4 separate regions of the Mus musculus genome follow, and all the other regions are linked to region 3. Evidence: chromatin loops called from intact Hi-C (ENCODE). Cell type or tissue: heart. All regions are shown on one strand.

Region 1 (8,000 bases), 100 kb after region 3:
ATATGTAAACTAAATACATAGTTTTAAAAGGCAGTTAATTAATCACATGAAGAGGTGGCCTGTGACTTCTGGAGGGATTTTCGGTTTTAATGGGGCATCGGAGAGCCAATAAGAAAGCACCATTAACAAGTAGGGCAGGCTGTCTTGAGCCCCTTCCTGACCTGTCTCTTTCCTGGTTTCTACCTCAGAACAACAGAGTCAGGCGCTTCGCTTTTGAGCTCAAGATGCAAGACAAAAGCAGTTACCTTCTGGCGGCAGACAGCGAGGCAGAGATGGAGGAGTGGGTCACTGTTCTCAACAAGATCCTCCAGCTCAACTTTGAAGCCGCAATGCAAGAAAAGCGGAACGGGGATCCTCATGAAGGTAGGTGGGTGCGGTTTCCCTCGGCGAGCACACTGCGTGGCCACTCCTACCTTCCCCAGGAAGAAGGAGGACTGTAAAGGTCCACAAGAGGTAGGAAGATGTGAGCCTTTCACAGTTTGTCAGCAAAGGTTTCCATCACATTAGACTTGACTGCCCTGAAGCCAGGCATGGGTGTTGCCTATAATCCTAGCATGTGGGGAGCAGAGGCAAGAGGCACAGGTTTTGAGGTAGCCCAGTCAACTGTGCAAGGAGTTTCAAGTCAACTGGAGCTACATAATGTCCCTGTCTCAGATAACAAAAAACAGAAAGAGTTAGTACCTTGATGGAGTTTGTATGGGGAGTATGTAACAGGAATAGCCACACTCATGGTGGGGCAGGCACTTCTTCAGCTATGTGACCTGGGACAAACTATTATGAATCTCGAATTTTACCTGGAAATGGGAATATGAACTAGAGATGTAGTTGGGTTGGTGGGGCGCTTGCCTGTCATGAATGAAGCCTTAGGTTCTCAGTACTGCACAGACCCTGTGTGGTGGCACACACCTGTGGAGTAGGAGGATCAGAAGGTCATCTTCGGCTACATTGCACACTCAAGGCTAGCCTGGGCTACATTACAACCTATCTTTACGTAAAAATAAAAGTTTTTAAGTAATAAAAAAAAAACAAGAAAAACAAAAGAAAAACTACCTCCAGCCACTGGTGGGAAATCTATCTTTAAAGTGGGAAAGTTCCTATTGTTATCCCCTTTTGGAATGTTCAGGATGAAGTGAACATGGCAAGACTCTTACTCCAGATTGCAGGGCACTCAGGCCATGTTTTCGATGCGTGTTCATATTGTACTTCAAGCCCATAAGAGATTCCCAGCCCTGGCTGTTCCCTCATACCCTTGGTCCCACCCTAGCTTCTGACTGATGGAGTGTGGCTGACATCAGTTCTAGTGTGAGGGGGGAGCTGAGGGTAGCGGATTTTAGCTGTACAAGGTCTTGGACCACTACTCTCCATGCTGGGCATGGCCATCGGTGTCACTCCAAAGTCCCCAGCTGTTTGGAATGCTCTTTCAGACCTGAGAACCACTGCATTCGGGTTCCTTTGCTTGTATTACACGGGAAAGTATCAACTACATACAACTCAGTTGATCTCTTTTGCCATTTAGATGACGAGCAGAGCAAACTGGAAGGTTCTGGTTCCGGTTTGGACAGCTACCTGCCTGAACTTGCCAAGGTGAGGCTATCCTCACACACCACCCTCCTGTGAGGGCTGGGTGCCTCTCATTCCGTGGCTCTCCTGTATGGCGGCACTGTTGCTATGATTGCCACTGTCTGCTTTCTGGGGTGAATGTGAGAGGGTGGGAATTATTTTACACGAGTGACAGACACTTCAGTCTGTTCTCCAGAAAATACCCTACAAAGTGTGTTGCTATTTTTTAAATGCTGCCATTGTACTTCTGTCTTCCTAAGTATTCTTTCTGTTCAGGCTTCTTTTACTTAAAATTATGTTCACTGGTGCCTTAGTTAATGCTACTGTAGCTGTGAAAAACACCATAACCAAAAGCAACTTGGAGAGGAAAGGGTGACCCGAGAGCTTACAACTCTCAGGCCATACCCCATCTCTGAGGGAAGAAATCAGGGCAGAAACTCGGAGCAGCAAACTGGAGTCAGGATCTGAAGCAGAGGCCATGGAGTAACGCTGCTGGCCGGTTTTCTTTTCCATGGCTTGCTCAGATCGGCTTTATTATAGGACCAGGACCAGCAGCCCAGGATGGCTCTGTCCATAGTGAGCTGGACCCTCCCTCATCAATCATCAGTTAAGAAAATGAACCACGGGCTAGCCCACAGGCCAGCCTGGCTAGGGCATCTTCTCAGATGACCTAACTCAGGTCAAGCTGACATAAATGAGCCAGTGCACTTGGGTGCTCTTTATCTACTCGATAGCCACAGTTCCCAAGAGGGTGATTGTGGTAATCTTGTCACTGCAACTAAAGAGGAGCTGCTGGTTTATGAAGCGTGTGGCCGGATCACCTGGATCAGCAGGAGAACAACCGCAAAGCTGGGCTCCTCCCTTCGTGCATTTTGTAACTTTGAGAAACCCCAGAGTCACTGAAAAGCACAAGGAAAAACAAAACAGCCATGTTGTGTTGCCTCTCTCCCAGAGCCAGTGCTGCCCCTGCCACTACCTCGTCAGCCTCAGTGGCAGGCGCATCCTTCAGACACTGCCTTTGCTCCCATTCTCCTTCGAGCCGCAGCCCCAGCCGCAGCCACAAACTGTGATGCCTTTACCTCCATTGTGTTCCGTGTTTTTACAAGTATTTCACCACGAGGACGCAGGGTGTTGATCCTGGATGTTTGAAAGTTGCTTTTCTGTTTACTTTGCTCTGATGTTCAGTACTATCTCATTTAGCCTTGTTTCGGGTACAGATCTGGTCAGTCATTTTTATTGTACTGTAGAAACATTTTAGCTCTTAGGCTATTTCCATTTTTTCTTACTTCGAACAATGTTACAATGAGTATCCTTGGCCCGATCTCCTGTGTGTGCATGTGCACACGGGTGTGTGTGTGTGCGTGCGTGTGTGTGTGTGCATGCATGTGTCTGTGTGTGTGTGCATGATTCTTTTAAATGAGTGACGCCTTTGTCTTCACTATCCCTCATTCTTTTTGTGTCCTTACCTTTCTGTTTTATTTTTAATAATAAAGTAAAATGGTGACTGTACACACCCACACGTTAAGCACTGTAATAGAATCATGCTGTGTCAATATAGGATTGCAACTAGACTAGCATTCAGCATTGACCTTTCTCAGTATAAATTTTCCTGGCTGGAACTGTGGGTATTGTTTTTCCTCAGGACTTAGCTGTTTCCACAGAATCTTTTTAGCACCTGCCTATTAAAGCTAACTTTAGAGCCCTCATTGTAACCTATGCCTAGCCTGGAGGAGTTTTGGGTTCTGGCTTCTATGTTTATTTTCTTGCTTTTTCTCCCGTGTGTGTGTGTGTGTGTGTGTGTGCGCGCGCGCGCGTGTTTCAGTCTCTGTGTCTCTGTATGCCTGTGTTGTATGTCTGTGCATGTGTCTGTTTCTGTGTGTTTGTATGTGGTGTGTATCTCTATATGTGTCTGTGTGTGTGTCTGCCTGTGTGTGTATGTGTATTTCTGTGTGCCTGTGTATATATCTGCATGCCTGTTTCTGTGTGTGTGCATATGTCTGTGTGTCTGTGTATGTGTGTGTCTGTCTCTGTGTGTTTGTGTGTTGAGTCTGTGTATTATGTCTGTGTGTGTGTCTGTATGTGTGTGTCTGTCTGTATGTGTGTCTGTGTGTGTGTCTGAAACCCAGGGCCTTGGATATGGTAGACCAATACTCTATCACTGAGTTGCACCCCTCACCCCATCATGTTAGGAAGTCTAGGCCTCGTTTGACACCCATATATGCATGTATCTTTATTTCTGGATGCTCAGAGGACCCCATAGCAACGGGTTAGAACTGCTTGACTCTTAGTTTATTGAAGCAGCACACTGACGCAACCTAGAAACCAGAAAAGAACTTTCTGGCAACTCAGTGAATAGCATGGTCACCTAAGAAACAGCTCAGGTTCTTTGAGTCCCACATTGGTTATTTAACACCTGCATTTTCAGGCCAGGTCTGGCGGCACACCACTGGGGAGGCAAAGTAGGAGGAATGCAAGTTCAGGGTCAGCCTGGCTCATAGCAAAACTCTGTCTTGGCCAAAGCAAAGCCAACAAAGAAATCCAATTTTTTTCCCCTATGAAGATGCATAAGAATTTTAGCTTTGTCTTCTGGTACCTGGCAGAAAACAAAGGCGAAAAAGGGGACAGTGTGTTGTCCTTCCCCCAGGTGTTCCCGTGAGGATCACTGGACCTGTGGATCTGTCAGTCCCTGTGCCTTCAGAATGCTGGCCTTCTCACAGTTGTGTTGTGAGGGGCCAGGCTCTACCTGGTGGCTGCCGGCCTATGCCTGGTCCCTTTGTGGTCAGCCCAGCTGTTTATCGCCTCCTGTTACAGTGCTGGGGTTGTGGCTCATTTGTTGAGGGAGCACGGGAACTGGCTAGCGAATGGACATCCTGTTTTCAGGAGGAATGAGTCCCGTGTTACAGAGTCAGATGGAGTGTGTGTGGAAAGGGGGAGGAGGGGAGTGTTCTCTGGGTAAAGAGGTCGGGGAAGCGTTTGATGGGAGGCCCAGGCAGTGTGAAGACTCTACAGTCTTCAGGGAGGATGCCTGGAACAATGGGGCCAGGCAAAGGTAGCTGGGGGTAACTTAATGGCCGAGTCCTCTCTGGACAGCTTGTCATTGCCTAACTCATCCTGTTCCTCTGGCTTTTGTTTTCTCCACTGAGACCCACACTTGGACAAACAGGAAATGTCTGACGGGAAGTTGTTTCAGTGCAAAATAACTGATGTTTCATTCTGGAATATTATGGACTAGCCTCATGATGTGAGTGAAGCCAACTTGGATTTTCAGGGTTGTTGGTGTGTTCTTGGGGCCTTTGCTTATTCCTGGAGAAAAGGCGCATCTTTACTGTTTCCATACCAGGGACAGACTGTATTTACCCTAAAAGTTCATCTTTTCCTCCTATTGTCTAGCAGGGAAGCAAACAGTTTTTACTGTAAATATAACAAAACACAGAGCATCAGTCTATAATTGTAAGAATTTATATTTAAAAGGCGTCTGTGAACCAGTGAGTTGGTTTCTTCTAGAACTCGGGGAGCTCCTCCCTCTGATTGCCTTCATGTTAGATGAGGCCGGAGGGTGTGCGTTGCCTTCTTGTGTAGAGGAAATGTGAAGAAAACCTCAGCTCTCTTCCTTCATTTTCTTCTGGGGATAGCGGGGCAAACAGTAGCTCACAACTTGTCATCTTGTATTCTGAAAGAGAGGCATCTCACGTGACTCCAAAAGCTTCCATTCAGTTTCTTATCATTTTATCTCGAAGTCAAAGAACTTTTCTTTACAGGTAAGCCTTTCATAGTTGAATACAGGACAGAGAAAGTGGTGTCTGCAACTTTATAGTCTCTTTGAGGCTGGATAAGGGCTGGGGACCATGCTCAACAGGACTTGTGGGAACCCGTGTGGTTTCCTGGACACATTTTAGTTTAATAAGAGTTTTAAAGCCAAGTTTGTAACAAACACTTCCTTCCCTAAGTCTCAAACCAGAAACGATGCCATTATTACACCAAGGGATTGACTGCAGTTTGGCAGTCATTGCGTTGATAAGCCTTCTAATTCTAGAAAGTTCTAGCCTGGCTTTGTGTCTTGAGGTGAAACGTAAGTCCTTTTGAGTTAAATCTCATATATGCAGTAAATATGTGTTATGGTAGCCTTTTAATTTAAGAAGTAAATAATTGGGGGATGGGAGGGGTCGGGTGGGGGTGAGGGATGGCTCAGCGGTTAAGAGCACTGACTGCTCTTCCAGAGATCCTGAGTTCAATTCCCAGCAACCACATGGTGACTCACAACCCTCTTTAATGGGATTGATGCTCTCTCCTGTGTGTCTGAAGACAGCTACAGTGTTCTCATATAAATAAAATAAATTTTTTTAAAAGTAAATAATCTGGGGGCTGGAGAGATGGCTCTGTTGTTAAAAGCACCAGCTGCTCTTCTGGGGGGGGGGCGCTTAGATTCCTAGCACGTGCATGGCAGCTCATAACCATCCAAGTTTCCAGTCCTAGGGGTGTCTATGGGTACATGGTTCAAAGGCATGCATACAGGCAAACCACCCATATACATAACAGTCTTTTAAAGAATTACACATTTTGGCCTCAGGGGATTTTGCTAACTGTTTTATTTCATTTTGTCTAAATGACTCAACACAGTATTTTTCCTGTAATACAGTACAGGAAAAATTATTTCAAATTATTATTTGAAATAAGTAAAATTGCCCATAGATTTTTTTCACTTTAAATCATTTCTTCGGCTCACAGAAAACTAGAGATACATCACTGTCTCTTCTGGAAACATGAGAATGTCGGTGACTGGGCTTAAGGTTTACTGTGTGGGTTAGGAGGTATTTTTGTTTGTTTGTTTTGGTATGGCTCTTTGGGCTGAGTCCTTCTCTTTGCCGAGTGTGCAAGTGACAGCTTCTAGGGAAAGTCGCTCTGCTCCTGTCCATTTCCCCCCGCACATTTCTCTCTCTACTGAACCTAAAATAGAAAGCAGGCCACGGCCAGGATGCAGCCACGGCCGTCTGAGGAAGCTCCTACAGCCCTCTGGACTGGCCGACCACAGTCTATTTTCAGAGCAGGACTGAATCCCGCCACCCTGAAATGCGCTCAATTGCATAGTCTTGGGATAATTTTTTTTAACAGCTGTATTTTTGTGGGCACCTTGGCTGTGAAAGTGCATATTATAAGTATCTTTACCAAACATTGATTAAGATTTTACTTTTATGCTTCCTGTCAGTAAAACTGCCCGTGTTGGGTAAAGAAGTCAATCTTTTATCTTCATGATTGTCCTCCTCTTCCTGAGAACTCCAGTGGTAACCTGCTGTGATTCCTCTCCTGCCACACTGGGCACCGAGAGAATGTGTATGTGCACGCGCAAGACAGCTAGCTGCTTCCTACGTGTGCTCGTGATTTCCCAGTTACTTTGATAGTTTCTCTACCATTAAAACGTATCTCATGGGTGTCTCTGTGTCAGCAGAGGGGACAGTCTCTTTGAAGATGGACCACACACAAGTCAAGGTTGTTCGTTGGTGGATAGTGTATGCATTATTCAGCCATGTACTTTTAGGAATATTTAGGTGATACTGGGTTTTCAGCCTCTGTAAATTGTACAGTAAGCATTAGGAAGTGTCACCTGTGAACTCGTCTTCAGGAGGACCGTCCCAAACTGGGATTCTAGGCCAAAGAGTATTGTGTTTTTGATGTTTTAGATACTGCTAGGTTTTGGACTTAAAGAATATAGCAGTTTATATTCCTGTTTCTCTGCCTTATTTCCAAAGTTTTATTTAAAGACTATTTTAGTCTACAACATCTGTCTTCTGCCAATCACTGATTTTTTTTGTTGTTGTTGTTATTTGTTTGTTTGCTTTGGTTTTTGGTTTTGTGATTTTATGTGTTTATTTGCTCTTTGGGTTTCTGCTTTATGTTTAACTTATGCACTCATATTTTCTTTTTATTTTTTATTGTAGTCTTCATTTTATTAAATATATTTTCCCTTTTTGTCTTGTGGAATAGTTAAAGATCTGGGCTTTTAAACAAGATGGCACACGTTAAAATATGAGATTCTATTTGATGTTGAAACTGGAAGAATCACTTAGGGCCCTGCCTTAGCACCTTGTCTTTGATGAGCAGGGATAACAAAAGTACAAGCCTTTGAAGGCTGGGTAATTTCTCAGTTATTATCTTGTGGTACTGGGGATTAAAGTAGAGGAGGCATCCGTCATGGTGGATATGTGCTGTTACTACAGCCTCAGATTATGAAAGCTTAAATGGGCATCAAGGAGAATATCTAGCAATAGATACCGGCTGTTGCCAACTAAAATCAGCTTTTGTAGTCATTAGTATTCCAAGTATTTATTATTTCCTGCATGAAGCCTCGCCCGCCCTGAGCCATGTTCTTGTTTCCTAGATCCTGTCTTACTAATATCCTTCAGCTACCATGTATTGTGTTTTCCTTTGGTTTGATGAGTGATTCT
Region 2 (8,000 bases), 57 kb after region 3:
TCAAGAGCTCCGGGGTACTGGTTAGTTCATAATGTTGTTCCACCTATAGGGTTGCAGATCCCTTTAGCTCCTTGGCTACTTTCTCTAGCTCCTCCATTGGGGGCCGTGTGACCCATCCAATAGCTGACTGTGAGCATCCACTTCTGTGTTTGCTAGGCCCCGGCCTAGTCTCACAAGAGACAGCTACATCTGGGTCCTTTCAATAAAATCTTGCTAGTGTATGCAATGGTGTCAGCGTTTGGATGCTGATTATGGGGTGGATCCCTGGATATGGCAGTCTCTACATGGTCCATCCTTTCATCTCAGCTCCAAACTTTGGCTCTGTAACTCCTGATAGCAGACTTCTGCAAGAACATCTGTGTATCTCTCTTCTTCAGGATATCTTTGGACTTCCCATCTTTTTCCTATTCTTGAGGGAAGAGACTTTCTGCTTTACGTTTCCACTCTGACCTTCTCCATCCTTTAACACTGGGCACACTACATCCTGGCACACACACGTTGTTGTGTGCAAAGAAAATGTCCATGGTAAATGCTTTGGCTGCATTATTAATTTATTCAGCATTACGGTATCATCTCCCTGGCATAAAACAGATACATGAGTTTGTCTGCTGCTGTCTGTCCTGCAAGGAGAAATGATTTCTTGAACTGTACCTCCTGGGAACACCCTTGCTTGCTCGTTTGGTCCTGCTTTGATCAGGAGCCAAGTTCTTGGTGCTTAGCCATAACACAAATGAAAGCGTTTTGAAACTGCAACTTTTAGACCAGCCAGGCGACCTAGCTGGGGGCTTCAGATCGGAAGTCCTTATGAGGGAGCCTCGCTGGGATCGGCAGGCTTCCTTCTCAATGCTGCACTATTTGGATTCACATTGATTTGGCCCACGCTGTGTGGAACAGACACAATGAGGCTGGTCTTTCATTGCAGAGGCAGTACACTGTGTATTGTTCTGTTTGGGGGTTGTTTTTCTTTGGCCAGCGAGCAGGAGCCTCCCATTCTCCTAGCTGTAGTAACACCCCTAGAGGCTGGCCTTCTCGGTCATGCCTTCCCCACCCCTCAGGCTCTGCACTTCCAGTGCCTGGGAAACAGGCTTCAGGCTTCCTTTCCTTTCTCTGGCCAGCGGTGCGGCTGGTGGGGGACTCTCAGCTGTCCCTGCTGCAGGCTTTCTGACAGTGGTCTGTGTGGAGAATGCAGGCTGAGAAGTACAGGACGAGCGGTAGAAGTGACAAGAAGGAGTTGGTCATCGAGTCCCCCCTGCAGTACAAGGATGCAGCTCAGGCAGACGTGGAGGCAGAGAGCTCCACATTGGTAAGAGTCCCGTCCTGTCGCCCTGTCCCGGGACCGTGACTGCTTCTGAATGAGTCAGTGACCCACCGCATCCCGCTGCTCTTTCTGACTTTCCGACTTGCTCCTTTCTGACTTGCTCCGCCTGTCTCTAGGAAACCCTTATCTCTACCTTTCCTTATAGACTGGCCTGAAGTCTACTTCCATCCTTCCTCAGGAAAGAAATGTTGACGTTTGTGGGTGAACAGGTTTCTGGGAGGAGCTTTGCATAAAACAATTTAGTATTGTTCAAAAATTTTGTCACACCTAGCCACAACGATTTTTTTTTTTCAGAAGTCAACTGGGCGGGGGTTTTAACAGCACCCTGGGAGTTGGAAAGGAAGTATTTTGCAGACTTAAACCCTTCTGTGCATTGTCTATTTATGTCAGTGAGAAAACAAGGCAGGTAGGTGCTGAGGAGTGCACGCCGGTCTCTTCCCCTTGTTTATTTTTATCAGGGGCGTTTGTGTTGAACAGAGTCAGAAAGAATCTCAGCTGACAGCAAAGTTGATGTTTTAGCATTAGCCAAACCCATAGTAGTTTGAACAAACTCAAGTGCCTTCTTAGACTCTGGAAGGGAAGACCATGTAAAGTAATTGTGTTGTTAACCGTCAATGAGTAGGCTGTGCTTCCCGTTTGGAATTTCTTTAGTACAATAAAGGCACATAATTTTTTAAAGCAAGCTGCAGAAACCACCAGCGTGCTCTGCCGAGGGGACAATTGAGCCTTTCACACGGGCTGTTAAAGGGATTGTCAAGCTAGTGCCTAGTACCTCTGTGTAGCTTTCCCCACCCCAAACATGGAAGTTCAGTTGTGGCTGCTCTAGTGCTCTAGTGTTTGGTTTCCAGTTTACTGCACTGGCAATTAACAGCTGTGAGGGTGGGAGCTTAAACTCTCCAAGAGCATATTTCACCCTGACCGAATCGCTTTCCTTTGTGATGAGGGGGGTTAACTTACTTGTATTGCGCCGCCTTCAAAACTGTACTGCTTGTTCTTGACTGAAAGTCAGTCAAATAAGTTGGCTCCCCCTCCCACCCCACCCCGCCACACGCACACAGTTCATTTTTAACATACAGATTTACTGCCTCCGCCCCTTTTCTGGAATATAAAGTTTACAGTTGTTTGCTCCCTATCTTCAAGCCTGATAGATAGCTCATTGTATCATCGTGGCTTGAGTCACCTGCATGCCTCCTAGGGTGAAATCCTAGAGTGGAAGATGAAGGATGTTGTGTGGTTTGGGTTTCCTGGGTGGATATCCTGAAATGTGTTTGTTCTCTCGTGGTTCTCTGGATGGGCAGAAATCGTTACCGGAAGAACTAAGTAGCTTGTAGTGATGTTCTGATTTTTTTCTTTCAAATAATGTAGAAGTGACTTCTCTTAAAAAAACATGACTGCTCTTTCTAGTGTTCTCATGTTTTCTGCGTATGCTGTAGTTCCTTGTTTAGCTCAGTCCAGATGGTTCCACTGGGAATTGTAAAAGACAAGGCTGGGCCAGCTACAGGTGTACATGGGGAAATGATTCTTGGGACATGGAAACTTCTGGTCCCGTGGAGTGGTCCAGTTCCGTGCACCTGCAGAGGGGTGTGGAGAGGGAAGGAAACTGATACAACCTGACAACTTTCTTATCTGCAGGAGTTTCTCTTCCACAGAGGTAAACAAGATAAGAGGGGAATATCAGATAGAAGCCAGGATGTTTAGGGGGTGCCTAGCCAGGGTGAATCTCTTTGTCTGTGAAGACAGCTGCTCACAGCAAATGAGAATGCAGCAAGCTGCTGAGAGCACAGCTTGCTTCTTAGGGGAGCATTCTAAAGTGTGCAGACCCAAGATCAGTATGTTGGGGTGCTGATCATTAGCATAGCACTGATAGCCCCTGGACTTGTGTGAGAACCCCTGAGCCCGTAATTGAGTGAACTATATGGAGAGATGTTTAGCCACAGGGAACATAGTCCATTTAGGAAGTAACATTTAGTTATTACGTGTAGTCCCTAGGAGAAAATAATGAACAATTTAGAAGGGACAACTAATGGTTAATAAAGAATGTAAATTGCATCCCGTTACTCCTGGGGTGGGATCCAGTTTAAAGTCTCATGTATGCAAGTCCTCAAATGCTCTACCATTGAGCCACACTGCAGCCCCTGGAAATAGTTAAGTGAAAGAGACAACCCCTCGAAGGCTGCCGTTGTTGCTAACTTGTTCTGTGTACTCCTGACTTGTCCTGTCTGTGCCTAAGAAAGCACAAGTCTCCATATCCTGTCTGCTTCGGAAAGTCCATGAATACAGAATCTTTTAAGTGTTTTCTCCCAGAACACCTCCAAAATCATGTATGGATTTATGCATGCGTGAGTGTGTGTGTATGTGTGCCTGCATGAGTATATGCATGTATGCATGTCTATCAGAAATCAGGCTCAGTTCTCATCCCTCAGGTGTAAAGACAGGAGCTTAAATTCCTGTCCCCATCTTATCAGCACTAAGACTGTAAGAACACACTGCCACATCTGCCTTTAGCACATGGAGCTGGGGATCAGATTAAGTCCTTAGGCTTGCATAGCAAGTGCTTACCTGACGGCTGCCTCCCGACCCATATATGCCTAATTTTTAATGGCAATGTAATTTTCCCCTTTTAATATCTACTTTAATTGTGTAGTTATTCGGTTTGTTACTAGTTCTTTGCCATCAGTCACAATGCCACAGTGAATGTACTGGTGTATGCATCTTAAAGTGCTTTCTGCAGACTTAGCTTGTAAACTGAAGTTTTGCCTTGCCGTGGTGCTTCCTTTTCCTCTGGCCTGACAGACTTGACACGTTTAAGGTTTTCCTTTTAGGGCTAGGAAAGCCATTGGTGGTGGTTCTGTTTTTAGATTGAGTTTTGACTTCCAGGACCGTCTGTCTCATTTCCTACCCAGTGTATAGGTGCAGGTTACCACACCTGCTGGAAGTCAGTACTTTCAGCAAGATCCTGTGCCTAGATGTCAGGAAAACTCTGAGACCAAAGGGTCTGTCTCATAGGTGGGTCTTGTCTGCATAGTTCTAGAGAGCAGAAGAGACAGATGTCCCTGTGCCACTCAGGTTAAGTTCCAAACCATCGGTGGTGACTCTGTGACTGTGGGTAATGTGTGGGGAGCGCTGGGGATGTTCTTGATATCTGAGGGCTGTCTGCTCACACTGAATACCACTCTCTCCCCTCCAAATGCTAACTCTTGGAAAGACATTATCCTAATTGTTATTTTGCTGCCCTTGAGAGGAAAAGGGTGTGGAGCTCCTGGAGTGGAATTTGGCAGATCATTCAGTGGAGCTCCTGGGTGGGATTAATTCTGTGAGGTGGACAGGGAGGAGCTAAACTTCACATGCAAATGGAGTCCTGTTTCCACATACATGTTTGCTTTTTCATATCTTTGTGGGACATAACACATGTTAACAGATTTGAGTTCTGACTCCAATGTTTGCAGTCACACGTGATCACTAAGCAGTGTGGCGGCTGCCCGTGTGCACCTTGTAGAGAGAGGACTTGGCTTCCAGTGGCCCCGTCGGTGCCCAGCTCCTACAGCAGAGCTAGGAGGCGAGGGCCTTTCTGTCCATGGACACGGCACACTGAGTGAAGGTCCTAAAGTGCGGTGTGTGGGCAAGGACTTCATAGTTCAGAAGACTTAGTCATACCAAGAAAGGGCTGCATCTGCATGAACTACGGTAGAAGGAAGGACAACAGTTGGCATTATTTAATGAGTCATTTCTTGGTCATTTGTGTTTCAATATTGTGAGGTTTAGAAATGTTCCTGTCACCTTTGTGTGATGACACATTGTAAGGTGGCCAGCATCAGGACATGCACTTCCTGGGAGCTGCGTACTCTGCACGACTCTGCCCATCTTCCGGTTTTCTGCTTCATTTGTTTGTCCATTAGCTCATCCAGCCACAGGTGTAGGACCTGAGCTCCACCAGACTTGCTGGGTTGTCACTGAGGCCTGAGTAATGAAGGAGCTCGCTCACATGTAGCCACAGTGTGTGCTAATCTCACCCACTCTCTCCAAAGACTCAGAGAACATTTAACTCATCCCTAGCCGGAGAAAAGGCCACACTGTGTGAAAGTTAAACGTTCATGTAAGCTGTAGTCTTTCCAGTAAGGACATGGGATTCCCCACTGTTCCGAGAGCTGTTTGCACAGGCGAGGCGCCCACTGTTATACACCTATCTTATTTAGTAGTGTAGGAAGGGAGTCTTTATGGAGTACATTCCTAGAAAGAGCAGAGAGACTGACTGCCCTAATGGTGTCCCTCGGGGACTTACATGCCTCTGTCACCACCTCCCTTTCATGCCAAGCTCTTTAGGTTCCTTGCTTTGTAGATATGAAGATCTGTGTTTTTCTTACAGATGAGGAAACTTGTATGCAGGGAGTTGGTTGGTAACTGGATCTGCATCTCAGAACTACAGAACCAGGATAGCCAACTCCTAGTTAGGTTTTGTGAGATTCTCTCTCTCTTTCTCTCTCTCTCTCTCTCTCTCTCTCTCTCTCTCTCTCTCTCTCTCTCTCACACACACACACACACACACACACACACACACACGTACATACATACGTTCGCACACAGAGAGAGACATTTAAGCCTGCCATTTGGGAAGGGAAAGGTAGAAAGGGAAAAAGGTCTTCATTAAAACTTGAAAATTGCTAGGTAGTGGTGGCACACACCTTTAATCCCAGCACTCGGGAGGCAGAGGCAGGTGGATTTCTGAGTTTGAGGCCAGCCTGGTCTACAAAGTGAGTTCCAGGACAGCCAGGGCTATACAGAGAAACCCTGTCTCAGAAAACCAAAAAAACAAACAAACCAAACCAAACCAACAAAATACCCTTGAAAATTGGAGGTGGAGAGATGGCTCTATGGCTGAGTGCTTGCGGATGTTACAGAGTACTGAAGCTCTGTCCCAGGACTTACATCCTTGTCACCATAGCTCTAAGAGAATCTGACACCTTCTTTCCTAGGGGGTGTCCTCACACATCCATCGTGTGCATATGTACATGCATATACACGAACAAATCTTAAAAAGTAAAACACACACACACATACACACACACACACACACAGACACACACACACATACACACACACACACACACACACACACACACACACACACACACACAGAGACACACATACACAGACACACACAGACACACTCACTCACACACACACATACACGTACCCTAAAACACGATGAAGACTGTTGGCGGTCAGAACATCTGGCTGAATTATATAGATAAGGGAATAAATACTCATTGTATATAAAGCACCTGGAGCTATAGATGAAGAAGTATAGTTGTCCTCTGGTGTCTTTCTTACCTCACTGTTACATGGACCATCTTCCCAGAAAGGTACACAGAAATGATAGACTCTCTGAAAATATACAGACATGTGGCTTTCCACCCTAGGTTCCCCTTTCCATCCCTTTACAGCACGAGCCAGGACAATTCTGAATGTTTATCCCCCTATTGGCGCAATGGGCACCAAGGAACCTGGAGTGTTTAGAAGAGGTTTCTGTTGGCCCAACAAGACAGAAGAAATATTCTTGTCAAATTTTCAGGTCACCCCTTCACCCCCACCCACCCCCCGCAGAGCTTTGGTATTTTCATCTGTGCAGAGGGAGATAGTGGGTAGGTTGCCTTTCATGTCTTTCCTAGAACAGCCCAGGGTTGGGGGCAGGACTAAGATCGTGGAGATTTAAGCTTAGTTTATGTAAAAGTGTTTGGTTTGGGGGCTTGGGGGACTGTCCTGTTAGGACTACTCTGGCTGTGACAAAACACCATGATCAAAAGCAAGTTGGAGAGGAAAGAATTTATTTGGCTTACACACTTCTACTTCCAGGTTCATCATCAAAGGAAGTCAGGATAGGGACTCACACAGGGCAGGAACTTGGAGGCACAGACCATGGAGGAGTGCTGCTTACTGGCTTGCTCCTCATGGCTTGCTCGACCTGCTTTCTTCTAGAACTCAGGACCATCTGCCCAGGGGTGGCACCACCAACAATGGGCTGGGCCCTTCTGTACTAATTGCTAATTAAGAAGATGCCCTACAGCCAGATTTTGTGGGGGAATTTTCACAATTGAGATTCAGATAGAGGATTCTAGCTCAAGTCAAGTTGACATAAAACTAGTCAGCGCAGGTACCATATATAGAACAATGGGGTACCGTCTCATCACGGTCGGTGACTGAGTCAGGAGAGGCGTAGAAGGGAGGCAGGATTTGGGACAGTGGATAGGAGATATTGGAAGTCCCACTTGAGCCTCCAAACTACCCATGAAGGAAATTTTAGAACTAAGATGTCTTGGATTGTAGTTGTTATTAAATTTTTCTAGAAGTTTGAAATACCCTCTGACTTGATACAACTAATTCAGAATTTTTCCTAGAAAGGTGTTCTGAGGCTGAGGAAGTTTGGAGGGTCCTCATTCCTTAGAGGTGGACATACCTCTAACCAGAAGGATGATAAGGAGCCTGTCAGCTTCCCGGATCAGGTTTGGGGTTGTATCCAGATTTCATTTCTGTGGAGGCAGTTCCTCCCCAGGGAAGGACTGCCAGGGCCTGGCACTGTGCTAAGGAGGCACACTTGTACTGTACACTGTCTGGACAGTTACCTGAGGTAGGAGCTGCCCCTCGCCTCCCAGGGCTCAGCATGGCCTGTCCCAGGGCTCAGCATCCC
Region 3 (8,000 bases):
CCTGGCTATATATGCCACCTCTCATCATGGTAGCTTCACGTGGTGGGAAGAGCTTAGAAGAGGGAAGGGAATAGAACACACACATACATAAACATTTCTCCTGCTTTCTGTCCCCCTCCCCTCCCCTCTTTCCCTCTCCCTCTTTCCCTCCCCCCACTCCCTTTGTATAGGAACTCATGCCGCTCAGGATGACCTGAACTCTAGATCCTCCTGCTCCTGGCTTCTAAGTGCTGGGATGATAGGCATGTGCCATGTTTGGCCTTGTTCTTACCAGGGCTCCATCCCCATGATCTCATCACCATCCAAATCCCCGTCCAAGCCCCATGACAACAGGGGTTAGGGTCCAGTACATGGAGTTTTAAGCTGACCCAGGTACGACCGTCTTTTGTCATTAGACTTCCTGTGTCAGAGGTAGACACTCCTGTGGTTCCTGTGTCACCTCTTACGGGTCCTGTGCCATGAGGAGGTGGATCAGGGACGGCTCAAGCAAGAGCCTAAAGCATCCCAGTATCCAGAAATTTAAAACTCCGCACGGGTGGTTCAAGCAGCATTTGGCCATCAAACTCGAGTGGTGGTGTTCAGTGCCCTGAACGGTGCAGTAGCAGGGAAGATGGAGTCTGTTGCCAAGAGTGGGCTCATGTTTCCTGTTTTGTAGAAACCTCTACTTTGATGAAGGCTTACAGAGATGAGCTGCTTCTCTGTGCTGCTGGTCACAGCACAACACTGGGAGAGTGGATAGTTGACCCCAGGGCATCGTTTTGCAGAGAATAGACTCTGCTTATTAGTACTGATCAGCTAAAGTGTGACAGATTGCAGCCCGCCCCCCGCCCCAAAGTTTTAGTTTGTTGATAGTTAAAAATAAGACTCTTTTAAGTGTTACGACACGAGAAATATTTTCTTCTTGCCATGAGTTGTGGTTATCAGTAACATCATTTACTACCCACAAGTAATGGGTGATCGTGTGAACTATAGGATAAAGACTTTTAGAGTTCTGTCTTTGTATCAGTTAAGTTTTATTCTCCTGTATTAATTGTCGTCTCAAAACCTTACTGCCTCTGTCTGCTAACCTAGGTCTAGTCCGGGAAGCTTCTAACAGCCATACAATCTAATCTAGGTCTAGAATGTTTTAGCCTTTTGAAAGCTTACCCTTTCTTATTCTTTCTGATCTCTAGTTGGCTGGTTCAACTCAGAGGTTCTGGTTCAAACTCCCCTCTAAGATGACTGATTCAATCTGGCTTCTCTTTCTCAGCCTCTCCTGAATTGCTCTGCTTGGATTCATACTAGTTTTGGCAGTATGTTCTTATATTTTTGGTTGTGAGCCTAGCCTTTAACGGCTGAGCCACCTCTCCAGCCCAGCAATATGTTCTAATTTTCTGGTTCCTTCTCATTCTCTGGCTTGCTCTGTCTTCACCTCTGTCTGGCTTGTTATCTCTCTGCGACCTGTCTCTGTACAGCTTTCCTGGTAAAAATGCCTTCTTTTTTTCCCCCTCTCTCTGTGCTCTCTTAAATAGCTTCTCTTTTCTCTCTTCCCGTGAGAATTGGGCATATCCTATTCTGTCAAATTTTTCTCTGATTCACCACTTTGTCTGCCATTCAAATAGAATCACTTTCAAATATGGGTGCTTCCTTTCTACAAGCTAACTTTACGTCCATTGTTTAGGGTTAAAGGTGTGCACTAAGGGTGTGGTGCTAAGGGCTGAGCCACACCACAGCTAGAAACAGTTCTTTCAGTAAATAACACAGTCTTGGGGTTCACAGTGTGATCAAATATCCCTGCAACATGTGGTATATTGGAGACTTCACCATAATCACTATATGTATAAAAATCTAACTCAAGGAAGAAAAGTAATAGGCTTACTGAATCTATTTTCCAAATGCATGCTGTTTTTATATATAAAAATTAATCCATAAAAGATGTCTTTTAGACTGGTAAGATAGTGGGTAAGGTGCTCTCTGTTAAACCCGAGGACCAGAGTTCCAGTCCTATGATTCATACAAAGGGAGAGAAATGATAATACCAGTTGTCCTGACTGCCCCACACATCCGTGGCACATACCCCAATAAAGAAATGAAGTTATTTTCCTGAAGGCACTTCTCCACCCTGGATATGTAGTAAGATGAACTCTTACGGACCTAATTTAGGACTTCTCTGGAAAAGGGCATGTGAATGGAGTGAAGTCAGGTCATCCTTTCATCTTACAGTCACTCAGCGAGCAGGCAGTCACTGACGCCATGCTGCAGATGTGGGCCGTGTTCATTCCAGAGGTTAAGTTCTTCCTGGCGCTGAGAAGTGGAAGAACTTGGACTAATCTGCTGACGTGCAGGGATTTCTCTGTGAGCTTGGCCTTCCTCCCTGAATCTCTCTTCACATAATAAACTCGTGCATGACTGAGTGTGTAAGTGCGCTTTCCCGTGTGAGGGGCCTCAAATGGCACACGGGAAAGCTGAATCCTCCAGTTTTTCAAGAGACACTGTGGAATGTGCGTATGTCTTCCCCTTTTCAGAAGCCAGCTTTATGTTGACGTAAAAGTGGTGGAAAAACAGTGTTTTCCTCTTAATAATTAGTCTGTTTCCCCTTAAAGACAAGAAAATTTCGGGTTGAACAGATTTAAGGCAAACAAGCGCACATATTAGCCCGAGAGTCTGTTGTTGGAATGTAGGGAGAATGGGCATTTCCCACCAAGTAGCTTTACTGAGAACAATTGAAATACTTGAAGCTGTGCATACTTAAAATAAGTTAAACACCCACATATGAAAGCTGCCATCGCATTAAGAGTAATGAACACGTCCACCACCCTGGCTCAAGTGCCTTGGACCCGTCTGTCATCTGTCTGTGTGGCTTCTCTGCCGTCTCTAAGAAATCTCAGATCTACTTTCTGTTACTGTGAGTTTTTATGAACATGGGTTGTGGTATGAATTCTGCTTTGTCTTGCATCTTTCATTTAGAATAATGATCCTGAGGCCACCCATGTTGTTGTCTCTATCTTGCTTGCTTCCTTTTACTGATGGACCTATCATTTATTAATCATGTTTCCAGTGGTTGGTTATTACAGATAAAGTTGCTTATGCATAGTTGTGGGCCAAGTTCTGTTTGGATAGGTACGGTGATCAGGGTCACGAGCCACCGCCTCTGCCACATCTCATTTGCCGTGGTTTTACTGTTGCTTCTGAAACGATCTCCTTGCTAGTTCCTACTGTGTCAGAGAAAACCGGGGAAATCGGGCAAAGTGATTTAGGGTGCAGCTGTGTTTGACTAGTCATGGTGACGTCCTGATCCGAGGAAGCACGGAAGCCACGACCCTCCTCCTGCTCCTCCCTCCACTGGGATTGTGTTGCAGAACTTCTTATGGGCTTTTTTGTCTTTGGCTTCCAGGGATGCGGTTTGGCTGTGGATGTGGGATGTGTGGATGTCCTGAGCTGTTAAAAATGTGTTTTCCTTAGCCTGAGGATCCTCAAACAATCCACTAGATGGAGCATCTTGAATATATTTTGTGATTAGAGGATGGGAGAAAGAGAATCCCTGCATCCGAGCCATATTGAGGACCCTTGACGTTGGCCAGGCATTTGATCTGTCACCCCCTCTATTAATATAAAATGTTCCTTCTACTTAGCATGTTAATACAGAAGTTTCTAGGATGCCCGACTGAAGTATTACGTGGCAAGAAGTCTAATCTGGATGTCTGTGGCTACATGACGGACATGCGAGCGTAGACACTCAGTGACTCAGCCGTGTCTTGAACCTCGCAGCCCTCATTTGTGACTCAGTTACACTGCACAGTAGATGAGGTATACTTTATACAAACCGTAGGATGGTGCATCTTCTGTGCCATCCCATCAGGCCACTATTGACGAACAGTAACACAATGGTTCTGTTTTTTCCCAGAGGAAATTGCAGTCGCAGCCAGTGCCTATAGAGTAGAGAAGCCCTTGCTTTGCAGGACTAGAGATGCTGGGTACCATGGGTCAGGTTGCCTCCTGGATGTTTCCCTCACTCAGTGGTTGTCTCCCGGGGCGGCAGCTTCCTTTCCCTCCTTCCTACTTGAGGACAACATGGGCCGTTAGGAATTTCTTGTCCTGGGCTTGGCCTTTCTTGGGGAGCTCTGGCTGCAGCATGATCTTTCACCTTCAGACTTTTTGTTTCAGAACCAAGATGGAATCTGCACTGTTACTGGATAAACTGATTTGCAGGGAGCAGGACATATGGTATGAACCTTTCCAGGTTTAGTTCTCAGTCAGAGGAGGAAAGCACGGGTGTACACGGATGTCTGGTTTGTATGTTCAGATACAGCAGAGCATCCTGTATCCTCGTGCATTTACCTCGCATATTGAGGAACGGTTACTTTAGCGGCTGGGAGCTCATTTGTGCCTCAGGGCATCTTAGACAGTTGGAATCTGCTACTAAGCGTTTAATGGCATGAAATGAAAACTTTTATTTTTAGGTAGTTTTAATCTTTCTGTGAGAAAATTCTATATGTAATTGTACCATTTCTAGGTCTGTTTTTTTTTTTTTTTTTTTTTAAATTAAGGAGACATCTGCTAAACTAAGGATTTTGTAACACAGGTTGACAGACAAGTTACCCAGAATAAAAAAGTTTTATGTTTGAAGACATATCTTTCAGTAATCCTGTTAGATTATGAAGATTTTGGCATTTGCAATGAAAAAGCAACAGAAGACCAAACCCCTTTAATTTGTAGCATATAAATTAGTTATTTGTAGTTCTTCTTATCCCAGTGGAAGAAAAAGGCTTAGCTTTATTCTTATCTTTTGCAAATAGGAGGGATTTAAGGAATTTGGTATCTGAATGGATTTTACAGTCATTTTTAAAATATCTATTTAACTTTATTTTATATCTATTAGTGTGAGGGTATCAGATCCCCTGGAACTGGAGTTAGAGACAGTTGTGAGCTGCTGTGTAGGTGCTGGGAATTGAACCTGGTTCCTTTGGAAGAGCAGCCAGGGCTCCTAACCACTGAGCCATCTCTCCAGCTCCCCTTAGAATCAGTTTTAATAGCACATGATCTCATTAGCATGGCCTTAGCACAACACTTAACATCTTCTTGGGCCTTCTAGCCGGTGAGTGACCCACTCTGGTGTCTCGGATGAGTTAAAAGAAGGAAATGCATTAATATCAAGACATTTCTTTGGTTCATAATGAGTTTGTTCAATCTCTTTATTATGAAATTAAGCCACATGTCTCCTCAGAAATGGCCTTGATTTTGTTTATTTTCGGAAGTTGGAGGAATCTGTCACTGAATTTACTGTGGTTCTCATTAAGAACAAGAGGACTAATGCCTCGGCTTCCATGTTGTGTTCAGAGTAGAGCATGAAGTCCTTACGGCATGTGCTTACCTTGGCTATACACGAACCACCTTTGCTGTCTTAGTGGGGCTCATAGGGAGCCCGGGATAGGAAGAGCTATGCCTGGACGCTTGCTGAGCACTGTTGTGGATGTCCTCTTGGTCACCCAGTTAGAAGGGCAGGTCTAACTCAGGGAATTAGTGTAATTAAACAACAATTGCAATTTCATATTTCCCTTCAGAATCCCACCAGGGTGAGAGCCTTATAATCATCATCTCTTCTTGTGTTGTCATTGTTAGTGTGATTTAGTGACAGCTCAGAAAGAGCGGGGACTTAGGAGATGGAGGGTTCTTGTTCACACGGCACACGTAAGCCGTGTGACGTGGGTCAAATTCGTTTTCTTCTCTTCTGAGTCCTGTAGTTGGACAGTGGTAAGCAGCCTGTGCCCTGTGGCTTAGTTGATTTCTGGGTAGTGTTGGAATGGTACCTCTTAAATTTACTTTTTCTTTACATACAAAGTTATATACTGGGATGTTTAAGAAAATAATTTTAAATCATAACGTACCAAAATAATAAATATTAATACTTTAAAAACATTAACTACAGAAAGCAGGATGTTCATTTTGTGTGTGTACGCGCATACATTTGTAATACTCCTTTTGAAGAAATTTTACATGGATTTTTGGCAACTCTTTTTAAAATACGAATGTCTTGAACTTTTGGTTAAATTTTAGTTTTTCTCCCAACAAACTCACTATGGTAAGTATAGACTATTTTCATCATCAAGGATCGGGCAAACCAATTCAAGATTCAGGTCATTCACTTATAAAAGATACTGCTTGTCTTCAAATGGCTAGATCTTCATTGAGGGTAGTACTTGATCACACCCAGGTTTGTTTCTAGTGATGTGTGCTATGTGTAGATGTGTGTGACTCCAGCAGCCAGCCAGTCGGACTTGGCTGTCTGTGGTGCAAATCACCTGTCAAAACACTTCCCTGAGGAAAAGGAAAAGTGCCTCCCATATGAGACAGAATTCTCCCAGCTTCATAATGGTATCCTTTCGCTAATGCTTGTTCAAGCATTATGTTTTGAAGCAATCAAAACCATCCTTCATTCTGTGTGTCTGTTTCTCTATTACGTCATGCCTAAGTTCATCCTAGGAGTGGGAGCCATCCACTCTGCCGTGATGGTTCTGTCCTGAGGCACTGCCTCTGCCACGTGGAGTTCTCACAGACACAGTTACTTCGTTCATGGTGCTTGCCTATTTAACCTAGAGTGTTATATCTCTCGACACTACTGAAGTATAATTCGCAAAGCCTGACATTCATTTCAGAGCTTAACTGTACGATCCATTGAATCCTAGTAAACCTGCAGGTATCTGCAGTCAACACCGTAACCCAGTTTTAAGACATTTTTATTATTCTCAAAAGAGAAGCCTGTGGTATGGACGGTGTTTTCCCTTTTTTCTTGAGTTAACACCTAAGAGTTCATCTGGGAACTGTTTTGAGGCGTTGGCAAACTTCCCAAAAGTGGATCCAGCAGCAGTGTGCACATGTTCTACTGGTTATAAATCTTTTGCAGCACTCAATTTGGCAATTTTTTTTAACCGTTTGTGTGTGTGTGCACGTGTGTGTGTGCACGTGTGTGTGTGTGTGTGTGTGTGTGTGTGTGTGTGTGTGCGTGCCATGTAGAGGTCATAGGACAATATTCGGGAATTGCTTTTCTTCTTCCATTTTGTGGGTTCTAAGGGATTGAACTCAGGCTGCCAGTAAGTGCTTTAACCTGCTGAGCCGGTTTGCTGGTCCATCAATCTGACCAGTCTTAAATTTAGTGCATCCTCATCAGTGCGTAGTGAGATACTATTATAGTTTTGAGTTGCATTTTGTTCCTCATGTCTAATGTTGAGTATCTTTTCACATGCTTTATTGGCGGCCGTTCTCTTTTGTCCCCTGGTGATTCGTCTTTCAAATCTGTATCTGCAGCCTGGTCTAGTAGGCTGCACTATGACACAGAAGTGTTGTTGTACACAAAAGTAAACCAGAGGGAGCTGCTGAAGGAAGCAGCCGACAGGGCTCTGCGGTGCACAGATGAGGCGCTCGTCACTAAACCCTTGAAGCTCACAGCAGAGGCCCCATTAATCTAGAATCAGACCTGGGGATGCGTGTGCTACCCTGTTAACCCCGTCATCCCTGTCACTCTTGTTACCCCAGTTACCCCTGTCACCCTGTCAACCCAGTCACCCCAGTTATCCCTGTTACCTCAGTTACCCCAGCCACCCTGTCCCCCCTGTCTCCCAGTTACCCCTGTCACTCCTGTCACCCCAGTCACTCCAGTCACCCCAGTCACCAGCTCTCTGTTCATGTTGTGTCTCTGGGAGAGAGGCCTGCTATCATTTTGGGCTTTGTTAATTAGTCTTTGTCTTTCAGTTTTGCTTCCGATTCTGTTGCACAAAGTCTAATTTGTAGAGTTTAGTGTCCAAGGTGCTTATATAAGAGTGTCTCAGTGTTCTATTGCTGTGAAGAGACACCATGACCACAGCAACTCTTTTTAATTTTTTTTTAAGATCTATTTATTTTATTTATATGAGTACACTGTAGCTATCTTCAGACACACCAGAAGGGAGCATTGGATCCCATTAGAGATGGTTGTGAGCCACCATGTGGTTGCTGGGAATTGAACTCAGGTCCTCTGGAAGAGCAGT
Region 4 (8,000 bases), 150 kb after region 3:
TTAGATCAACATTTCTGTTCTTGTTTGTATAAACTACCAAGACTCTCTTTGTCATATCAAAGAAGGTCGAGATATTTGACATATTTGAGCACTTTTTTTTTTTTTTTTTTTTTTTGGTTTTTCGAGACAGAGTTTCTCTGTATAGCCCTGGCTGTCCTTGAACTCACTTTGTAGACCAGGCTGGCCTCGAACTCAGAAATCTGCCTGCCTCTGCCTCCCCGAGTGCTGGGATTAAAGGTGTGCGCCACGGCTATATTTGAGCACTTTTATAGTATACATTCAAATACTGTGCTATAATTTGATTTTTTAAATTGGGTAAATTTTTTTTTCTTGTGAGATTTCTGTTCTTGAAAGTATTGATGAAATAGTATGTGGAAAGTTACCAGACTGCATTAGGAAGGGTATATCTAACTTTTTATCCAATTATACAAGAGGTAGATCTAACTCGGGGGTTTTTGTTTGTTTGTTTCTGTTTTTATGGACTTGGACTCCAACCTTAAGTATTACAACCTAAAATCATCCTAAGTGATGGGTTTGAATCCTTTCAGTTACTGCGGAACCAGAGATTTCCGGCCTCCTACCATCACGCTGTGGAAACCGTGGTGAACATGCTGATGCCACATATCACCCAGAAATTTCGAGATAACCCAGAAGCATCTAAAAATGCCAATCACAGCCTCGCTGTGTTCATCAAGGTAGTGACCTCCAGGGGAAGGGGACACTGCTTTCTAAGTAGCTCCCCAGCACAGTGATGCCCTCAGTACTCAGTACTCAGTACTCTGACAGGAGAGGGTAACTTAACCAGCAGACTAGAAGCCAAAGTTCCACAACTCATGGGTCTGAACTAATGGCTCTTGGCTTTTTTCCCCTAGAGATGCTTCACCTTCATGGACAGAGGCTTCGTCTTCAAGCAGATCAACAACTACATCAGTTGCTTTGCTCCCGGGGACCCCAAGGTAGCATGGCTGTTGGGCACTTTCGCTTGAGTTTAGCTGGCCCATTCACACCTGGAACTGCACCTGTTCTTATCAGAATTGTCTTTTTGTTCCTCACCTCATTCATCCCAAAACCTCTGAATTGAGTTGTTGATCACAGATCGTTTATCGAGACCTTATAACCATGTAACCTTTCTGGTAGAATTATTTTCCTTTATTACCTTCCAGCTTACTAATTTTTTAAATTGTATTGAGTCTGTGTAATTATAAGCTACTTGAAATCCTTTTTAGACATAGAGGAGCATAAATAATAACTGCCTTAAAGTCTGCTAAAGGCATTATTTAATGAAGTGTGTTTGGTTTTCACACAAATGCCTGTAAGCCATCCAACATACATAAAGACACAAGCACGTGGTCCCCACTAAGTGCTCATGCTCTTTGCTTCCAGTAGGTTTACTAGCATTCTAGATACAACATCCGGTGAGGTTTTCACGTCTAAGCATTTCTTCCTGCAGACTCTCTTTGAGTACAAGTTTGAGTTTCTCCGCGTGGTGTGCAACCATGAACACTATATTCCTTTGAATTTGCCGATGCCATTTGGAAAAGGAAGAATTCAGAGATACCAAGGTAACCCATCTCTGCATGGATTTATTTTCTAATGAAGAGAACCGTATCATTTTTAAATAAGAAAAGTATTGATTGAAATGTCATCCCATGATTTGATTTTATTCATGGATGAGGGTGTGTATAATTTTACATTCCTAAAATTGTTGATTAAAAAAAAAAATCTTACGTAGAAACTGGCTTTTCAGCAAACCTAGAGACAACCCATGCAGATGAGAGGCAGATCTGAAGCTCACTGGGGCTCATCAGAAGTAAACATCATGACTGTTTGTCACTTTAAAATCCTTTGTCTTATTTACTACATTTGTGTTTGTTTTGCTTTCCCCTCTTGTAAATTAGCTTCTCTTTCACCAACTGTGGAGTCAAATGACAGCCCAGTAGGTAGGTGTGGGTGGGGCTTAGGCTTGCCCTTGCACTTCCTCCATTAAAGACCCGAATGGAATGCAAGTGGCCATTCAGCCGCTTGTACACTGTCCAATCAAACCTGTCTATGCATATCTGGCCAGGCTTTATGATTCTGACGAATGGGTGCATTGTTTTCCTGTGGAGCTGAGACGTTGCTGTCACAACCCAGGAGATATGCTCCCGGGGTGCCTAGAGTCCCCACATTCTGTTTTAGGGAGCAGAACAAAGTCACCCCACCCCCACCCCCACCCCCCAGATCACATCTCACCTCCCGAAACACAGCTTTTGTCCGTGGAAGCGACAGGAGCTTAAGGCACATGGCTTTCCTGTGAGCTTTTTGTGTTTGCATGCTGAGTCCTCATGAGCTGCTCTGGACCCCCTGGGTCTGAAGGGACTTGAGCTCAGTGAGCTTTCCAGCCTCACTGAGGAGAGTGGGTCCTGTACATCAGTTTATTGGGGTCTCGTGCCAGACTCTGCCCCAGGCACAGAGACTGTAAGTCGTTTTCTTCCCTAAGAGATTTAAGGGAGCCCCTGCCTTACAGTTTAGTCTGCAGAAAGTGGACTAAAAACGCTGCTAAACATGATCATGCTGGAGAAACTCTTTCTTCCTACTGACAGGCTCCACAGGGACTTCTGCAGTGTGCTGGGGAGACTTTCAAGGACCTGCCAGGAAGGCTTTGGAAGTCAAACTGGGGTCTATAGGACTTTCTTGGATAATGGTGTCAGTGTCCTGACTCAGTCTTACTTTGTGCTTCCTGTGTGTGTGTGTGTGTGTGTGTGTGTGTGTGTGTGTGTGTGTGACTGCTTTTATTGATCCTCTTTTAGGGGATTCCTGTCTTCCTCCTTGGCAGATGAGCCCTCTCTCAGCTTTATCATGTAGCTTGTGATGAGTTACTGGGTGGTGCTTTGTATATTTCAGTTGTAGTTTAAGGAGGACATTTTAGAAAAGACTGCAGAAGTAACTTACTTGTTCAGTGAAAGCAGAATAAATAGGTTATGTGCTGGTGTGTCATTTAAAATACATTTGAGTTTTACTGTGACTATGAAGGCATTGATAACCAGAGAATAGACAGCTGACCTCACAAAGTGAATGATATTTAAATAAATCATTTGTATTCATCCTCTCCTTAATGATGTGGTTTTATCCAATTGATCTCTACTGTCGTTAGTACAATAACTTCATTCTTTTAGAAAAAAAATTATCAATAACGTTTTTAATATAATTGCTGTCAGATCTTCTAAAAACAGGCACTAAAACCAGTTCCATGTTCAAAATTCAGGGCAGCTATTTGTATCTGCTCAGGGCTCCTGTGGGAATTTATAGGTTAAGGAATAGAGCAGCCTTGCAGAATTGCCTGGTTTTTTGTTTTTGTGTGAGGCAGAGTTTTGTCACCTGTAGCCACACACGAGGTGGGCTGAGGGGCTCAGGCGACAGTGGACCCCCTGAACCTGAGTCCCACCTGCCTTTTCTCAGATCTCCAGCTTGACTACTCCTTAACAGACGAGTTCTGCAGAAACCACTTCTTGGTGGGACTGTTGCTAAGGGAGGTGGGCACTGCGCTCCAGGAGTTCCGGGAGGTCCGAGTCATCGCCATCAGCATGCTCAAGAACCTGCTGATAAAACATTCTTTTGATGACAGATACAATTCGAGGGTGAGTAGTTCCCAGGGGAGGGAAGAAGGGATGATAAATGCTCAAGCGGTGTAAGGAAATGACCCCTTAGACAAATCCTGTTAACAGGGCTGAGACTTTTTTTCTTGCCAGTGTAACGTCCTCTGCCATCCGGTGCTCAGCCAGGGAACACACTTACCATGTGTATCTTCTTTCAGAGTCACCAGGCAAGGATAGCCACTCTCTACCTGCCTCTGTTTGGTCTGCTTATTGAAAATGTCCAGCGGATCAACGTGAGGGATGTGTCACCCTTTCCTGTGAACCCGGGCAGTGTAAGTACGCAGGCTTGGTGACAACACCTCTGCACTGTCCTTGGGGATATTATCAGAGGGCTGTGGACTCTGTGACTTAGGATGATGGCGTTCTATTCTCTCATGTAGACAGTCACAGCCAAGGAGTCTTCAGGGCTGCAGGGGTGGGGGGGGGCGTGGTTCCTCACATCCGGTGTTGCTGGCAACCACCACTGCTCTTCGTGGTCATTCCACTTTGTCTCTGTCTGCACATGGTGTTCAGTCTTTGTGAGCCCACCCCTTTTTCTTAATAAAGACACAAGTGGCTGAATTCAGGGCTCCCCCAGTATGACCTCCATTTACAAGTAAGGTTGAATACTGTGCTACTGGTGGACGTGAATTTCAGGGAGCACTACTCACTGACTGCACACTCTCCCTTCCTTCTGCTAATGTCATGCTGCATAATACCCTTGGAAAATTACATTTCTTCTTTTAAAAGTTTTAAGATATATTTATTCTTATTTTACATATATGTGCTTTGTCCACATATATGCATGTTGTATATATGCAGCGCCTGTGGAAGCCCAAATAAGGGCATCAGCTCCCTGGAACAGGACTTCATGGAGCTGTGAGCTATCATGTGGGTGCTGGGGACCTGGGTCCCCTAGAAGAGCAGCCAGTCCTGGGCAATTACATTCTGACTAAGAATCAATCGATAAGCCTTTAGCCCTGGCTCTATTAATATCCCAATTCCATATGTGGTGTGTGGTGGCACATCCCATCATGTGGGTGCTAGGAGTCCAACCAGGTCCTCTGGGAGATCAACTATACTTTTAACCCCTGAGCCATATCTCCAGCCCCGCACATTGTCAGACTGTTTACACTACTCCTCCCTCTTAAATAATAATTCTAAGAGGGTCCAGGTTAGTAATGTTCTTTTTTCTTGTTTGTTTGTTTGTTTGTTTGTTTGTTTGTTTGTTTGTTTCAAGCCTAGTAAGCTTTGTCCTCCCCAGCCTCACTGCTCTGGCACTATTCTGGATCACCTTTCCCATGTGTGTCCTCCATGTGTGTCCTCCACATGTGTTCTCGGAGCAGCCTAATGCAGGCCAGCACATGACCTCCCTGTCCTGTTCCAGTGCTTCAGAGAACAAACAGAAGGTCTCGCTTTGAAGTGTATACAACGTTAAGATTAATACAGTTTCTCCCCTGGCAGGAGTCCCCACCTGAGTATCCAGAGACCATAGCTGATACCTCTCACGAGGACAGGAAATCCTGTTACTGCTGTTAGGAAAGGAACAGGCTCCTTCCTCTGCAGGTGGAGAGGTGGGAAGTGGAGTGGAGCCAGGGCAAGCTGGCAGCATCCCTGGCCTCCTCCACTCTCTCCTTCTCTGATCCCTCTGCCACCTCGTCCCTCGTATGCCCTATGCACCAGCCTACCCACTCCAGATGCTGAACACGTCTAGTTGTTACATAGCTTCCCTTCACTGTTTGCCTTCACACTTCAAGATCAGTTCATGAGGCTCGTTCAACCATCTCTAATAATTCCTTCTCTTCCCTTGGCAGATCGTGAAGGACGAAGCCCTGGCTGTGCCTGCTGGGAATCCACTCATGACTCCGCAGAAGGGAAACACACTTGACCACAGCCTGCACAAAGACCTCTTGGGCGCCATCTCTGGCATTGGTAAAGCTCCTTGCTCTTACCAGCCCTGTCCTGTGTCACTCAAACTGTCTTTACTCTCATACGTCGTTAATGGTGAATTAGGACTTGGACTTTCTACCCTAAATATTCTCCTGGTGCGGTGTTTCACAAGTGAAACAGTTCAGGCATTGTAATCAGGAGTCTTGTGAGATTTCCTCAGTTGATTGTTTTTAAATCTTCAATCTTTGTTACGCTTTTGGAAGCAGGCGATCTGCAGGTATGGGGGTGAGTGGAAGATTTGCATGTAATAATGGGACCTAGATGAGATGTGACAGTCTTGTTCATAATTCCAAAGGAGGTAACAGTTTGTAGCTGGAATCCAGTCCTAGAAATTATTTTTCAGAGATCTTCTGTTCTTCCCCCACTCCACCCCCATGAAAAACAGCCCCATGGGAAGGAAAACAGATGGCATAAATCAAGACTCAAATAGAGACGTCTCTCTGAGGGAAAATGCACCTATTTACATTCTGACTAATTAAGCTGCAGCTTTATAAAGATGATGATACACACGGCACCATACATATGCACACACTCACAGATGTAATCAAAGGATTTTAATAGGGGGTTCTCAGTTTGGTCTTCTCTGGTTCCCCTCTGCTAACCACACTTCGAATATGAAGCATTCTACTGTGGCTAGTGGTTACACCACCCATTAATGCCACAAATTCATGGATCAGAAAAAGTGGTGCCTTTTATGTAGGCTTAAATTTTTGTGCAACCTCTCCTCTAGCCCACTACCCAGCAGAGGTAGTAGAAGAGAAAAGTTATTAGGATATGGGGGAAGTCGACCTGTTCAGCATTGTTCTTTGGGGGCGAGCTCCATCTTTGGCAGCGGTTCAGTCCTGTAGCAAACACCAAATATGACTCAGCAGCTGCAGACTCGTCCTCTAGGCAGGCAGACACCAGGTAGGAACCAACAGCTGTAGTTCAATCCTGAAGAATCCACCAGGCTCATTCACCATCTAATCTTTTCGAGTTTCTCCTAGTGGCATTGTCATTGTCACAAGTTGAGCTTAACAAAGCTATGTAAGGTGAAACAAGAATAGCGATGTGGAGCAAACCGAACCAATGCTCAGTGCTTGTCTCCCACTGTCTGTGGGGTCATGTTTTATATTCCTTTATCACAGGTATTTTCACATGTTTGCTATATCCAAGCATCCTTTCACGTGTGTCTGCTTCAGGTAAAACATTCTTTCAGGTGTCTGCTTTAGCAAGACATCCTTGTGCCCCAGCAAAGGATCATTTGACATAATTAACTTTCCAAAGACTCTAGAAGTTTCCACTTCACTTTTATCCACTGACTCCACAGGATTAATGCTCCTGAATCTATGTTCTTCCCATCTCTGATGTTAATTTCAGAGAAGACAGTGAAGCAAGAGTAGACTGACACTGGAGAGCCCATGCGGCGTCCAGATTTACTCCACACCATCAGTACTAGTCTGGAAGTCCATTTGTTTCTATGCATAATTTTCATGGTTATATGCCCCCCATATATATATAAAATGTCCCGTAAATGTTGGCTGTTGTGGGCAGGTTCCTCTCTTCTCTGGGGCCTACACACACGTTTCTGGCCTGCTCTGCACAGATGCTAAGCCATGGCTGTGAGTAGGGAGACGGGCTTTAGTGTGTTTGCTGCAGTGGTTCTTGCACTAGCTTGGCTCAGACAGGTGTGGCTTTGCATCCGGGCTCCAACAGTGCCTGGTTGCCCCTGCTAAGTGTCAGCCTTGCAGCCTCTGTGTCCTTAGCTGTAAGCTACCACTGTGGATGCCGGGTGATTGCCGTGGAAAATACGTGCTACCATTGATATACCTCAGCTGTGTTGTGCATCCTTGCTTCATAACTCCCTCTCAGAGCCAAATGATGAGTCCACAAGCCCACCAACGTGTTTGAACATCTTACTGCTCTGTCCTCTCTGCCCGGTACTCACAGTTCCACAAGGGGACGTTGTAGACTGTGGAAGTGATCAAGCCACAGTGGTGGGGCATTTTGCTCAGTTGATTCTCTTATTCAGAATTCAGCGTTACAATTCAAATGGCAGTGAGAGACTTGCACTGCTGTGTGTATGTGGTGCAGTCATGAAAGGGGACTTGGGACTGATCTGGTCACTTTTCACTCATTATCAGTTTTCCAGACCCGAACCCACATTTGCAGAAGCTACAACAGGCTGCTTTATACTTGGCTCTGTCTCTGTGCGCTCCCATCTAACAGCACCAATCCTTGTTCTTAGAAACATCTTCCAGGGAAGCCCCACCGGGGAACCAGGTTCTATAGGTTTGTGTTTGTGTTTTGTTCTGGATGCTACAGCAGCTACTACTCCTCGGGGAGCCTCCGGATGAGTCAGGGCTGCAGCTGATGCTTCCAGGCAAACGTGAAGAAGTCACATTGCCAACCATCCTGTGAACAAGTCCTTAAACCTCTTCAGAGCATGCAAATGAG

The links. Hi-C counts contacts between places; a loop is a spot of excess contacts. Peaks named below come from ENCODE experiments on the same cell type or tissue, not always from the same donor. Only the 100,000 strongest peaks of a DNase experiment are listed, where the experiment ranks them.
Region 1: it touches region 3 in a loop (2.4-fold over the local background); 8 of 42 quality-filtered maps call a loop at or near these places.
Region 2: a loop joins it to region 3, with 3 times the contacts of the local background. A loop is called at or near these places in 7 of 42 quality-filtered maps.
Region 4: it touches region 3 in a loop (3.0-fold over the local background); 6 of 42 quality-filtered maps call a loop at or near these places.

The regions. Positions count from the first base shown.
Region 1 is chr14:121,645,334-121,653,333 of GRCm38, reverse strand. Dock9 (dedicator of cytokinesis 9) reads left to right here. Exons shown (of 54, transcript NM_001081039.1): 8 at 189-363; 9 at 1,517-1,584. Among named protein-coding and RNA genes, the nearest start is that of Dock9, 49 kb to the left of the region's middle. In heart, no CTCF peak of the experiment used is centred here; DNase peaks (open chromatin) are centred at 4,443 and 6,533; H3K4me3 peaks cover 473 bases; H3K27ac peaks cover 2,159 bases.
Region 2 is chr14:121,691,497-121,699,496 of GRCm38, reverse strand. Dock9 (dedicator of cytokinesis 9) reads left to right here and starts at 1,080. Exons shown (of 54, transcript NM_001081039.1): 1 at 1,080-1,303. The coding sequence starts at 1,184. In heart, a CTCF peak has its summit at 1,034; DNase peaks (open chromatin) are centred at 1,036, 2,286, 2,872 and 4,576; H3K4me3 peaks cover 1,784 bases; H3K27ac peaks cover 1,311 bases.
Region 3 is chr14:121,748,611-121,756,610 of GRCm38, reverse strand. It overlaps a transcript of Dock9 not described here. Among named protein-coding and RNA genes, the nearest start is that of Dock9, 54 kb to the right of the region's middle. In heart, a CTCF peak has its summit at 3,472; a DNase peak (open chromatin) is centred at 3,350.
Region 4 is chr14:121,602,718-121,610,717 of GRCm38, reverse strand. It overlaps Dock9 (dedicator of cytokinesis 9), which reads left to right. Exons shown (of 54, transcript NM_001081039.1): 28 at 549-695; 29 at 873-956; 30 at 1,451-1,562; 31 at 3,439-3,617; 32 at 3,794-3,907; 33 at 5,429-5,546. Among named protein-coding and RNA genes, the nearest start is that of Dock9, 92 kb to the left of the region's middle. In heart, no CTCF peak of the experiment used is centred here; no DNase peak of the experiment used is centred here; H3K4me3 peaks cover 592 bases; H3K27ac peaks cover 710 bases.